Linked DNA regions of Homo sapiens: region 2 is linked to region 1. Evidence: chromatin contacts called from ENCODE Hi-C data. All regions are on one chromosome and are shown on one strand. Each heading gives the region's core, a stretch centred on a gene start or an enhancer-like site at or near the end of the contact. The rest is flanking DNA. Distances are from core to core; before and after follow the strand shown. Region 1 has its middle 8.5 kb from the start of ANKRD60. Region 2 overlaps LOC101927932 (a long non-coding RNA gene).

Region 1 (6,873 bases), core at 2,242-4,741:
CAGCTTTATCAGCCCACGGAAGCCCATGACAACACTAGAAGGCAGGCACATATTCCTAGGCTCCTTTAAGCAGTGTACATGGCACCCAATGTGTAGCCTTTTACCCCTCACCCCCTCCCACCCTTCCCCCGCAGTCCCAAGAGTCCTTTTGTTTATTTCAGACTTTCTAAATCTCAGATAAAGAATTTAAAAATAAAAGCAAAAACTATTTCCTTTAAGCTTTCTCCACAAATTGATTTGGAACATTGACTCTTCCTTCACAAAAGTCTGTGCCGTCTGTGAGTTTGTGAGTCTGTGAGTTTGTTGTTCACTCTGCCATCCACTGCCCTTCTCAGAGTGGGCTGCCAAAGCACTCCTGTAATGTCCCACTGGTCCAAGAGGGGGCGCTGGTGAGTCCTCTGGTGCCCGTGGTCATCAGGGAGAGAAAGGGGGCTTTGCGGTCTGGGGTCAGGTACGGTCCCAACCACGGCTTCACTGTACTATCAACAAAGCTGGGTGGTGGGTTCACAGAGGTTCATTACAGCAATCCCTCTACCTTTGTATATGCTTGAAAACGTGTGTAATGAAAGTTAAAATGTTTAAAACAATACTTTAGCAGAAAAAAAAAAATCATCGGCTTACACTTCCTGTGTGATCTTGAACAAGTGACCTAACCTCTCTGGGCTTCAAATGTTTCACCTAAAAGAGCTGGTCTAAAGGTAAATGGGTATGCCATGCTCAATACACATTACCTCTTGGTTTTTTTTTTTCTTCCCTGAGATGGAGTCTCACTCTGTTGCCCAGGCTGAAGTGCAGTGATGCAATCTCAGCTCACTGCAACCTCCGCCTCCCGAGTTCAAGCGATTCTCCTGCCTCAGCCTCCCAAGTAGCTGGGATTAAAGGTGCCCGCCATGACACATTACTTTTTATTAGAGAATTAAATGTGTGATGTGATACCTGGCACACAAGAGGTATTCAAGAAATGGCAGCCATTATCACTGCCATTGCTCCTAGGCAAACATAAATCACACCCTCATTTCCAAGAGGCTGAGTAGAGAGGGCGATCTGAGGAGCTGGACAGGATGATACGAACTCTACACATTTACTCTAAAGAGGTTAAAGTCTCTGCCCTAACCCACTGCCCAATTCTTCATCCTGCCTTCCTTCCAAAGCCACTGGCTAAGGTGAGGTGTAGTGGTGGACACAGACCTGTATAGGAAAGGAGTGGACTGTGGGCCTGGCCCTTATCTTACTGGATGGAAATGTGGGAGAGCAGAGGCTTGTTCACTTTGTCTTTAGCATCTAGAATCTGTCTGGACCATCGTAGGTACTCAATCAATAGCTATGTGGCAAATGAGTATGCCAGTGGGGTAACCCTGGGCAAGTCCCTTCACCACACTGGGTTGGTCCCAATGTCCTGTGAGATAACAGGGCTAGGTGAACTAATTCCTCAGTTCCTGGCTAGTGCTCCAGGCTGAGATTCTCTGTCTGGTGAACTTGATTTCATCACGTGGCAGATGTTACCCAGGGTAGATCCCTCCCGGGGTCTTGCTAACCTGACAAATGAAAGCGAAAGCTTGCCTTCCAACCCACTTAGAACAGTGCCGGAACCTTATGATGAGCTCATTGATGAAATTTAACCCCAATGCACTTTCACTGTTGGAATAGAACTTCTGCAGAATTGCCACGACCTGTGAAAAACATCAAAAGAGCACATTTAAAATGCTGCCATCTATTTGAATTACGAATACTACTCTACACGGAAACTAGACATTTTTATGCATCCTTCCACCTTTAAAATGAATTTATAGGCGCAGGAGAAAGTAATTTTTGTCACGGTCATCATTAGAACACAGAGAAAAAAGATGTTTAAATATAGGCAATACACACACACACATAAAACCCTTCATAAAAATGAAACTTCAAAGGAGACTGACATTAGAAAAATACATTCTTAATCTTAAGGTTCCAAATTTTAGAGCATGTCCCCTTGCTTAATAACTAAATCATTACCTTTCAGAACATGTCATTTTTATAAAATTTTAATACCATCAGAGTATCTTAAAATCAATATTGTCAAATGTGATTTTTTTTCATCAGTATTCAGCTGGTGTAAAGCCCACATAAAAAAATAGGATCAGCTTTTCTACAGCAGAGTCTTTGCTCACTAAATATTTTTCTACAAAACCAAGCTGTAAATCAACCTGTATTTTAAAAACACTAACCTATGGCTTAAAGAGTTTCATATATAAAAGGATTACTCCACAATTGCCGTCACTGAAACATATAACAAAAAAAGCTATCCTACAAATTGATAAAACTATAATATAGTTCCTAATTTCAAATTTTAAAAGCTAGTTTCATAGGTTAGCTGACAAAGTAAGCCCAGAAAAATTAAAAGAGTTAAAATGGAAGATACATCAACATTCCTATTTGTAAAAATCACAGAGCAAATGCCCTGATTCCTTACTAGTTTGAAGGAGATCCACCGAACTTCAGAAACTTGATCTGCACACAACTTTAAGGCAATGTGCATTAGGTAATCATAAACATCATTGGGACTATAGAGTTCCAGAATCAGTATCAGCTGTCTGAAATTAAAAGGAAAACAACAACAACAAAAACAACAACAAAAAAAACATTATTTTTGGGCAAAAAAACAAAATTATTGATTTCTTTTTACTGTTATTTCATCTTACAGATAAAAATAGCCAGGCTGGGAAATGAACAGCAAAAGACCCAGCAAGATTTCGGTCTTCAGTAAAATGCCAACAGCAGAAAGCTGAGCAAAATGACCATGCAAAAAAAATGTGAACAAAATTTTAATTCTTCATCTCACACACATACAAATCAAACAAAAAGGAAATAAACTCTGTAAAATAGAGGCTGAGAAATTTATGAATACAGATTTAATATTTCAATTTTAGGTTATCAGTTGAAAAGCACATAAAACTTTAAAAATCAGATAACATAAAAATAGCCAGAATGTTGAAGTTCACAAAGGTCAACAGATCAAGCGAACACTCTGAGATTGCACGACCGCCCCGGCGTTTCTCCGACTGCAAACCGAACCGGATGCTCCTGCTCGCGGCTCTTGGCAGCACGAGGTGGTTTCACTGCAGCGAGGTCCGCTTGGAGAGAACTGGGAGCGCGTGCTCCTTACTCCGAAAGACAAAAGCATGCAGGAGACGGCTGGCTGCGAAAACCCACTACCAAAGCTTTCACTACTTTCTAAATGGGGATGGGGAGAAGGGCATGAAAATAAATGACATTGCTTTCACCCAGGCAACGAAAGGAAATGAAAAAGAGATGGGGAGGAAGTTAGAACCAGAAGCCCGGAGTGCTGGTGAATACTTTCATATCAAAAAGCACCGTTTTCAAAAACATGATACCAATATCATGGGCACCGGAGCACAGAATTCATATCAGTCGCTGTGGCTTCAATAAGCCGGGAGATGGGAGATAGGGCGCGTAGGGGGCTAGATAACGTGGTCGGGCACTGGGGCCGCGCAACCACCCGGGGAAGCCCCGCCGGGCACCGAGCGCGCCTACTTCCCGTGCGCCGCCGCTAGAGGTCGCACTGCTTTCATGGAAAACGTGGGCCTGTTTTTCTCGACTCAGAACAGGATGCTGGGAACATGGTAAAATGACTGAAACCTCAATCTCTCAAATTAAGCAGAATGATTAAAGACCACAGCAAAGAGAAAGGCTTTCGGTTTGCCCCTGGCATCAGCCAAATCATATCCTGAATAGCTGCAAAAGCCTGATGAATTTATTCAGGGAAGACAATTATTTGAGAGATTTCTAGTTGTGGATGAGAAAAATGAAAACTAAAGACACCGAAATGAAAACAAGGTAAAAACTAAAACCCAAACAACAACTGCCACAAACAAATTCCCTCCACACCGTGAAAGGCACATTATATACCTTAGGAAGGGGAGTTATTTAAACTGATGCTTCCACCCTTTCATCATCACTAAAGCCTGGAACATTCCTTTTGCCAGCTCAAGACAGAATTAAATAACTCCTTCAGGCACAAAATGATGTGCAGATAGGAGCCACCTTGGGGAACCTTTTTGTTTCATAATCATCTCATCTGGGTTAGACCCCTTCCTGTCTCCCACAGTAGCTAAAGGGCATTAAGCATGCTGTACCCTACGGAGAGGACCACACTCAGAATGTTCAGGAAAGCTCTGGTAAAAACTGCTCCGATTAATAGGAAAACACTGAAGAGTGGGTGATTCATCTTTTATTTGGTTCAAATAAATTGCCTTCTAGAACAGCAGAACACTCTAATTCGAAAGTGACTCAAGCCCTGTCTTCATCTGAAAATGAATGTCTCCCCGGAGACTGTGGTATTTGTAACTCAGGGTTTTTGGAATTCTGTTTATACCTTAATAAAAACATAATCTCTTTATCTAAAAGAACACTATTGCTGCTGCTTTAGAAATCAATTATATGGTAAGAAAATTAAGATTTATTCCATCTAGTTTGCTTTCTCATATCCCCAAATATGTTTTTACTTACTCTGCTAGTTCATATCGAAACCTCCAATTCCTGCTGTTATCAGTCACTACAAATTCTTGAAGCTGATAAAGATAGTCTCTCCTCTTGTCTTCATGAAGCAACTATTTTTTAAAAATGTATATATAAACAAACATGTATAATCCTTCAAAATGACCCCAAATGCCCCCTTTTATTCCACTTCCAATTATACATTTGTCACTGGCAAGAACTTTTGCATTTCCCCTACACCTCGTCATCTATCACGCAGCGTGGCTGCGAATGAACACTGCTGTACACTGACATCAAATGCATCCCTGAACACCTCCAACCTTTTCCCCTGGCTAGGACATGTGCTTATTATGTATTTCTGAATGCCCCTGAGGTCTTCCTGCTTTAGTAATTTCCTATCTAAAAACAAAAAAACAGACAAACAAAAACCCAGTCTGTGTGTGTTTGGAAGACAGTGTGCCACTGCCGCTTCCCAGGGAGCGAGGCTGCTCGGCACCAGGAGAGGAGAGACTCAGCTGGAGCAGCGCACACCAGAGTCCGTGAAGGGCAGCTCTTGGTCATGTGGATGAGAGTAATTAGTTTCTCTAGGTCATTTTTAAACTCTTATTTTTTATATTCATCGTTCGTTTGGGGGGGAGGGGGGGAAGCCAGAAGGGAAGCAGCAGCGACTTGCAGAAAAAGTGCTTCATGCAGAACAGAGGTTGGACTTCAGCCCAGGCTCTTCCCCTGGGTGACTTCTGGGCAAGTCAGGTCACTACCTGGGGGCCTTGATTTCTTCTTTTGCAAAGAGTGTGCTAGGCTTTGTGTCTACCATCTTCCACAGAATTAAAACTCTAATGGACAGGAAAATGAGGAGAAAAAAGTTTAAAATATTTACCCATCACTGAAAGAACATCCACTTTAAGATTATGGATGGTACATTTCAGCTAAAGAAAGCTAAAAACTGCATTGTTTTTTTCACTGACACCATAGACATCCAGGGCTTCACAAATTTGATTCGGAGAGAGGAGGCTTGTTTTTTGCTTTTAACCCTTCTTCCTACCTTTAGAAAATCATACAGGTGTCTAAGAACTCCTATTCGCACTTCATCCAGATCCTTTAAAAATCCATTGAAGATAGGCACCAGGTCAGCTGCTGTTAACTGATCCCCAAGAATCACAGCCAGCTCGTGAATGGAGAAGGCTAGGGCTCGCCGTACCTTCCACTAGGGGTGCATAGCAGACACACGAATCACGACAAGCAAGTGCAATTCAACCTCTTCCGTATCTTACATGGCATTTTTGGAGCAAAATGAATACTGCCAGGTGTTGGCCACTTAAAGCTTTATTTCATCAGAGACCAGTAAACATGCCAATTTGCATCCACATAAAATTCAGGCCAATAAGCCTTGCTGCAGCTTCCCTTTTCTCCCTAATGAATGACCCACCCTCTTTCTGCACGTGCCTCTGGAAAGGCTTTTACCTGTACATCAGAAGCCAGTGTTTCATATGTATCTTTCAGGCAGTGCCAATTTTGCCTGCCCAGGGTCAGTGCCACCCCTGGGAGGCTGTAGGCACAGTGTTTGGCTATGTCAGTATCGACAGTCTGGGCTCGAGCTGGGTCAGTCATGGACACATACTGATCTAGCAGCGGCTGAGGTATTACATCCTGGGAAATGAGAGAGAAAGGAGGCCATCGTGAATGCAGGAAAATACTCATGAAAAACAAGGAGTTTGGAGTTTAGAGGTGAAAACAATAAAGCAGAAATGTGAGAGGAACATGAGGCCTTCCTAAAGCCAAAGGGCTTCAGATTGCCAACTCTGTTTTCTCCAGAGAGTGGGTTTTCAATTTTGCTTGAAGTGAAAGCAACACCCAAAACTCATCTTCTTAAGATTGGCACAATATTTGATATCATAGAGGACAGTCTAGACAGCAATGTCTGCTTAGGCTGGTACATCCAGCTCTTGAGAATGGAGACTGCCTTCTCTTTTCTTACAACTGCCCCAAGAACCTAGCACCTGAGACCTTATACTCTGATAATCACGTCTATGTTTGACTGTGCTTGACTGAGATAGAACTCAATCAAATCAGTGTTAGATGTCTTATTTTTTTCTCATATTAGTTTGCTTTATTGAAAACACTATTATAGATTGTTCAGAAGCTTAAACACTACCTTACAATTAATTTTTTACAATTAGCAACACGAAATATGAATTAAAATATGTAATCAATATTGATAGAAGAAAAAATATTTGGTTCCAATTCTTAAAGTTAACTTTAAGAAAATACACAGTTTTGAGTTGCCTCCCCGCCCCCCCGCCCCCGAAAGAAACGAACCTGTAATTTAGATTTATTCTCTTCAAGTGGGGTGGGATCCTGCCTCTGGTCAGTCTCCAGATG
Region 2 (6,605 bases), core at 962-3,461, 630 kb after region 1:
CCGATCTCAGGTGATCCCCCTGCCTCAGCCTCCCAAAGTGCTGGGATTACAGGCGTGAGCCACCGTGCCCTGCCAATATTTGTCTTTTTAGTAGAGATGGGGTTTCACCATGTTAGCCAGGCTGGTCTCCAACTCCTGACTTCAGATGATCCGCCCACCTTGGCCTCCCAAAGTGCTGGGATTACAGGCGTGAACCACCGCAGCCAGCTTTTTTTTTTTTTCTGGCCCTGCAATCTTGATTCCCCAGAGTTAGGGTCTGATTTCAGATGTTAAGGCAGGCTCAAAGTGGGGCATCTGCTCGCCACAAGAAGGTGAGAGGTCAGAAAGAAGAAGCAAGACCATTAGGGCTGCCTTAGTTGAAGAAAGGGGGCTCATCTCTCATTTTCTCAGAAGTTTCACAATCCAGAAAGGGGAGAACGGAAAGCAGCCTCCTAAGGAGTTCTCGAATTTCTTTCTCACTTTTCCTTTGTTTTCTCGCTCTCTCACTCTCTTCTAAGATTTATTTTTAAATGGGGTTCTTATTTTGGGGGGACTTTCTGAGCAGGAACTACCTTTTTTTTGGAGGGAAATAAATGAGAACACAAATTATTCAGGGCTGGGAAGTGGAAACAATGAAAGAAAGCAAGGCTACTCAGAACCGGCTGGCAGATGGCGCTCGGCTTTTACGATTGACAGCCTGGCTTTCAAAAATTCACCCTTGCGCCGGCGCCTAAGGCAGAACCCGCATCCCCCTCCCTAAATCCTCCTTCCCAAGGACACGGCCCCTGCCCCTAAGGCTGAGGAATGTTTTTAAAAGGTTTCAGTTGAGCAATTGACATCTAAGGACAAATCCCGGCAACTTTTAACGAGTGGATCTGAAGATCTTAGCCAAGGCAGGAAAGCACACGATCAGGTAACCTCCAGATTCACCGCCCTGGTGCCCCGGTTCTCCTGGGAACTGGTCCTGAGATCTTGGACAAATCCCTGGTTCTAGTTTTTCTCAATTGAAAAAACAGGAGGGATGTCTTTCTCACTTTAAAACTTATTTAATTATCTTATAAAGTTTCAATAGATGAGGTATGCCAACCCCCTATCCAACACAAATTTTTTTAAATGTCTGTTCCAAAATGGCAGATTGTATAGGAAATCAAATGGTAGGGCCCTCTGTTGTCCTTTGGTAAATAATTAATAGTTTCTGGGTCCCAATCACCGGGAGAATCTTTGTGGGAGCAGAGTTTGGTGGTAAACTCTTTCACACCTCAATCAAGGGCTAGAAAAGAGGTTCATAGGTGAGCAGAGCTCCAGTTTCCACCAGGGAAATCTAAGGGGCCTACCTGGAGAAGTTAGCATTTAAGACAATATGGAGAGATGAAGTAGAATTTGAGGTGCATGGTCAATGATTGTTTACAGAGAAGGGACTTGCTAGGGATACATCATTGCTTTTCCATTCATGCAAGTATCATTGTGTTTTTCAGGATCTCTGAGACCTCAGGGCTAGTTTTAAGTTCTTCCCCTCCTCAACCCCTCTCCACTTCTCAGTGCTTCACGGCACACTGGGGCATTCTCACTAGCGAAGGTGTCCTCTCTAAGGATGGGACCCCTACTGTCCATCTCAGGCTCAGCACTGCCTTGGGGCAGGCCACTTCTGGCTTCTTTAGGCCTCGTTTCCACGGGAGGGGAAGCTGGGTCCGATGGTGTCTGGGTCAAATTCCTTGGTTCCAAGAACAGGTACCGTTGCCATTCCCTTCCATTTCTGCCCCCTGCACCACCCCACCCAGCAGCTGGAAAATGATGAGGTCATCTATTTGAGAAGGGCCACACAGGCCTCCCACACAAGGACCTACAAAGTCCTCCAATGGGAATTTATTTCTTTCTGATCAAATTTACCCTCCATACCCCATTCATATACACATTCTTTCTCCCCTCTCTCTTAAGATTGTAAAGTTAAAGAAACTGAATACACAGGGTTGATTTAAGGTAAACGTCCCTCCCACCCATCTATTTAAAAAATTTTCTTTTACTTGATAACTTTCCTACAACATGATTCTCTTATGCCCATATTCCTCTGAGGATTCTTTAAAGCTTTTCTTGCACTTTCTCCTCCTCACAGTCCCTGACTTCTAGCCCTGAGTGGTGGCTGAGGGCAGGTGACCCTGTAGACCGTGGGGAACAGAGGAGGCCAGGGCAGGTGGCTGCCTCTTTCCAACCTTTCCTGGGCCATGGGAGCTCCTCCCCACCAGAGGTCAGCAGAGAGCTCAGAATGGCTGGGTCTGCTCTCAGAAATTGGGATCTTGGAATTCTCTAGATGAAATGTAGGATGCCCAAATGGAAAAAAAGCCCCATGTTTCCAGGGTGTTTTGGTTGGGGCTCTCATCCTGTCTTGGGTCCCGGGGACCTTACTTTTAACACCAATACAGCCATTCTGTGCTTTTCTCAGGGGAGGGGTGGTTGGGGGTTTGGTCTGTTTATTTGGTGGCTTTCTTGGTCAGTCTTCTCCCTGCGCCAGACGCACAAATCCCTCCCTTAGAGGGAACCACACCCTCTTAGAACTCTCCCTTCTGGGGCCCAACTGCCCACTTTCGCTTCCCACATGACATGGAACCCACATCCCACACTTGGCCGGGCGCCTTTTCTTCTAGTTGTATTTATTGTTAAAATGACATCATAATATTACAGGAAATCCCCCCAGCCTACCCTCACCCTGCTGTGATTTTACTGATCATTATCTCCCCCTGTTCTTTACTCAGGTGTATGCATAGTTTTGAGAGGGCATGAATCATGGTGTGCAGTTTCATATTAATCCCCCTGCTCCACAAACACACACTACAGGACAGTTTCCTTAGAGCTCTTCCATGTTCGCCATCGTCCTTCCACAGTTCTTTCACTTGTTCAGTCCTTTCGCTAGCGGGGAAGAGCAGGGAAAGAATTGAGGTTCCCTCCCTTTGTTTTTCCTTCTCTGATCTTTTGAAATCCCGGGGTCCTTGTGAACGACTCAGAAATTAAAACCAATTCCCTTTGGCCAGTTGTTTATTGTTGAAAGAGAGAGACAAAGAGAAATTAAGGTGCAAACGGAAGGAAAGAAGTAAATAGAGATTAAATTTAAAAATTTGAAAGGGAGCAGTGGTTCACGCCTGTAATCCCAGCACTTTGGGAGGCCGAGGTGGGCAGATCACCTGAGGTCAGGAGTTCAAGACCAGCCTGACTAACATGGAGAAACATCATCTCTACTAAAAATACAAAATTAGCTGGGCATGGTGGCGCATGCCTGTAATTCTAGCTACTCGGGAGGCTGAGACAGGAGAATCGCTTGAACCCGGGAGGCAGGGTTTGCAGTGAGCCGAGATTGTGCCATTGCACTCCATCCTGGGCAACAAGAATGATACTCCGTCGAAAAAAAAAAAAAAAACAAACAACAAAAAAAAAACCAAAAAAATTAAAAGGGAGAGAGAGGAGGAAAAAAGAGGGAAAGGAAAGAGAGAAGGAAGGAAGAAGGAAGGGAGGGAGGAGGGAGGGGGAGAAAAGAAAAGAAAGGAAAAGAAAAAAGAGAAGAAAAGAAAAAAGAAAAGAGTGCCTTTGCCAAGTTTAGCTCTAAGCACCAAATGGGGTCCTTGCCCTCTAGGAACTTCTAGTCCAGAACAGAGGAGAGGATCAGGTTGCAAGTGATTATCCTTCTACCAGGCAGGGGGTGGAGCGCTGCCAAGGAGGGTGTGGCTGGCACAGCTGAGGGGCCAGGCTGGCTAGACCGGACAGGAGTACGGGGAGGAGAGGCAGGTTCACAATCCAGGCTGGGGCATCCTCTCCTCCCCATCTCACTGCCCCATGAGGTCCCTTGTTCGTTCAAGTGCCAACCAGAAGAGCTGGGACAGAGGCCTCTCTTGTGTGCCAAGACGGGGGCCACCACCACCCTCTGAGCTCTGACCACTGCCCTCTCACCTCTTATTGCTTTCCCAAGTGTTTACCTCCTGATTCTAAAACGATGGTCCAATTTTTGTTTTATTTTAAAGTTAGGAACACACTGCATGTAGCACACTTCATGGAGCACAAGTGTTTTCACATGCCTTATCCCACTAAGTGGTTTTGTTTTGTTTTAGAAAGTCTGGCACACAGAGAACCTTCTAGTTCTTTAAAAAAAAAAATCATAAATTTTTAAATTTGATAATTATCCAGAACAAAACAAAGCAAACCCTAAGGTTAAAAGTGAGCATCCTATAAGTTAAGTATAGATCTTTGATGTTGGGGAAACCTTTGAATTTTACAAATCGATGTCCTTGAGAATTGGGTTCCAGCCAGACCCACTGTAGGCATTGTTTTCTTTTTTTCTTTTTCCTTCCTTCCTCCCTTCCTTCCTTTCTTCCTCCCATTCCCCCTCCCCACTTTGAAAAACAAGTTTTATTCTCTTGGGTTATGTTCATTAGAGAGGGAAGACAATTCTGTTCAGCAAGGAAAGGTGAGGGGAAGAGAAAAGGGGGGAATTCAGCCAGAGGAGAACAGGGACAAGGTTGATTGCTCTGTGCTGGGGTGAGGGTGGGGGGCAGAGAGAGAACATCACAGCCAGATGCAAATCACAAGAGCAGACCTTCAGCTTCCTGGCATTGGTGGGGAAAATATTCCGTCAGCTGCCTTTCTATGTCCTGGGCTTCATTCATCAGCTCAAGAGAAAAAAAATAAAATCAAAATTTCATCCTAATTTGTTGTGGTTGGACCCCATTCTCCCACATTTTGGCCTTCTTGTAAAGCACAACCACAAAGGCAGAAGTGGCTTCCTGGGCTGACCTGCCTCTCAGTTCATTCTCAAGGCGTTAGCCTCATCCCATCAGGAGGAGTTCAGACTCTCCCCAAGCACCAAGAGTTAGAAATGTGTTGCTAATTGATTTGAGCTAAATTTGTGTTGCTTTGAGACTTAGCAAAATGGCTGATTAGGGGCCAGTGTTGGGGAAAATAATTGCTGATCTAATAGCTATGAAAAGGAACTCATTCACAAATATGTTTATAAAATGGGCCTTCTGTGACATTTTGGAATTGTCAGGGAGTTAGGGGTCACGGTGGTTCTTCAGGAAGAAAGAAATGTTGTTGGGAAATGTTTAGTGGAAATTTAGCATAAAATGACATGCCTAATTTAAGAAAACAGTTAAATCCATCATGGTTCCAAGTGAAAACAGTTGTCACAAATTAATTTTTCAAATGTTTGACTATTGGCAGGTCTGAGGTTTACTCATCTGTAGGTTATGTCCAACTTGGCAAAAGCATGGAATCCTGCCCAGTCCTTGGTACACAGGGACTAGCACATGTACCCATTTTTTCTCACTGATAAGTTATTTCCTAATTTTTTGGTTAACTTGAAGGTCGAAATAGCCTTACTCCTTTTTGTCTGTCTAGTAGCATCTCTAAGCTTGCAGTAGCTGCTCACGTGTCTGCCACGCCCCTTAGAAGGACGAATCCTTGCCTGGTCGGTGAGTTTGCCTCAATTCGGGCATTTTCATTTGTTCATTCATTCGATATACATGTATTGAGTGCCAAATATGTGCCCTTCCCCGTGGGGAAGACAAAAGTATGAGACACTGCTACTCCCTTGATGGAATCAAAACAAACCCAGGAAGTTAACAAGAGTGGGCAGTCTCTGCTAAGCGATTACACAGGGAATAAATAAGGAAAGATGGAAAGATTGTCAACCAAAAGACTTCAACAACCTGCTAAGAGTCTTCCAGCCCAGTTGAGCACACCAAATCAGAGGTTACCTAAAAGTGTCATGAGTGCTGATAATTAAACTGCAGAAAACCTAGAAGGATCTGCTGGGGTCAAAACAAGCAACATTTGACAGGCACAGCCATTCAGATTTTCATGCCACTCTGAGGCTGAAAATTTCTGCACAAACAGCAGTGACTGAACCTTTGCTAGTCACAGGATAGACCTCCCTGTTGATAGGGTAGACCTCCCTGTTGATAACTTGTCAGTCATGGGACTGAATGAGGCCTTTCTCCAGGAGGCACAGCCCAGAGGGTTACTGGCCATGCTGAGGAGGCAGTCTTGCTTCCAGGAGGGGCTGCAGAGGCCTGGCCCAAGAGTGGTGCTGAGAACTGCCTTTTGCCAACTTCTTTCTTTCATTGTGCACTCTCTGGAGCCAAACTATGCCTTCCAGGATCTTTCAAGACTAAAATTCTCTTAGGAAGATGGGCCCAATATTTCCCACCTAACCTTAGAAATCTTCTATGTCTAGGATTAGTGTTTTGAGAGTTAGATGGGAAAGTGTAGTTTGCAGCCAGATCCTTATGTACTACAGAGTGCTTTCACCTTAGTGCTTTCATCCTCCATCTTAGCTCCAACCCTCCATCTTAGCTCTTGGGCTGGCCCCCGTCTTAGCTCTAGCCTTACATCTTAGCTCCTGGCCTGCCCTCCATCTTAGCTTCTGGCCTGCCTTCTATCTTAGCTCCTGGCCTGCCCTCCATCTTAGCTCCTGGCCTGCCTTCTATCTTTGCTCCTGGCCTGCCCTCTATCTTTGCTGCTGGCCTGCCTTCCATCTTAGTTCCTGGCCTGCCCTCTATCTTAGTTCCAGTCCTCCATCTTAGATCCTGAGCTTTGGGTCTCTTTTGTTTTGTTCCCTAATGCAGATAGAGATAGTCTATATTCAA

The links. A loop is a pair of places that touch in the nucleus more often than their neighbours do. Pooled maps may share reads with other maps.
Region 2: a loop to region 1 is called in a map of PC-9, with 5 times the contacts of the local background. The contact joins two enhancer-like sites. A Hi-C loop is called at or near these places in 1 of 168 maps with a recorded cell type or tissue (PC-9), 1 of 37 single-sample maps with no recorded cell type and 5 of 50 pooled maps.

The regions. Positions count from the first base shown.
Region 1 is chr20:58,233,705-58,240,577 of GRCh38, forward strand. It overlaps the pseudogene PPP4R1L. Among named protein-coding and RNA genes, the nearest start is that of ANKRD60, 8.5 kb to the left of the region's middle. RefSeq lists a silencer at 3,421-3,470. Within about 2 kb of position 3,492, at least 11 of the 41 ENCODE cell types and tissues checked have a DNase peak (open chromatin) inside an H3K27ac peak, as active enhancers do.
Region 2 is chr20:58,868,245-58,874,849 of GRCh38, forward strand. All of the region lies in intron 3 of LOC101927932 (a long non-coding RNA gene), which reads right to left. It also overlaps a transcript of GNAS not described here. Among named protein-coding and RNA genes, the nearest start is that of GNAS, 20 kb to the right of the region's middle. Within about 2 kb of position 2,212, at least 2 of the 41 ENCODE cell types and tissues checked have a DNase peak (open chromatin) inside an H3K27ac peak, as active enhancers do.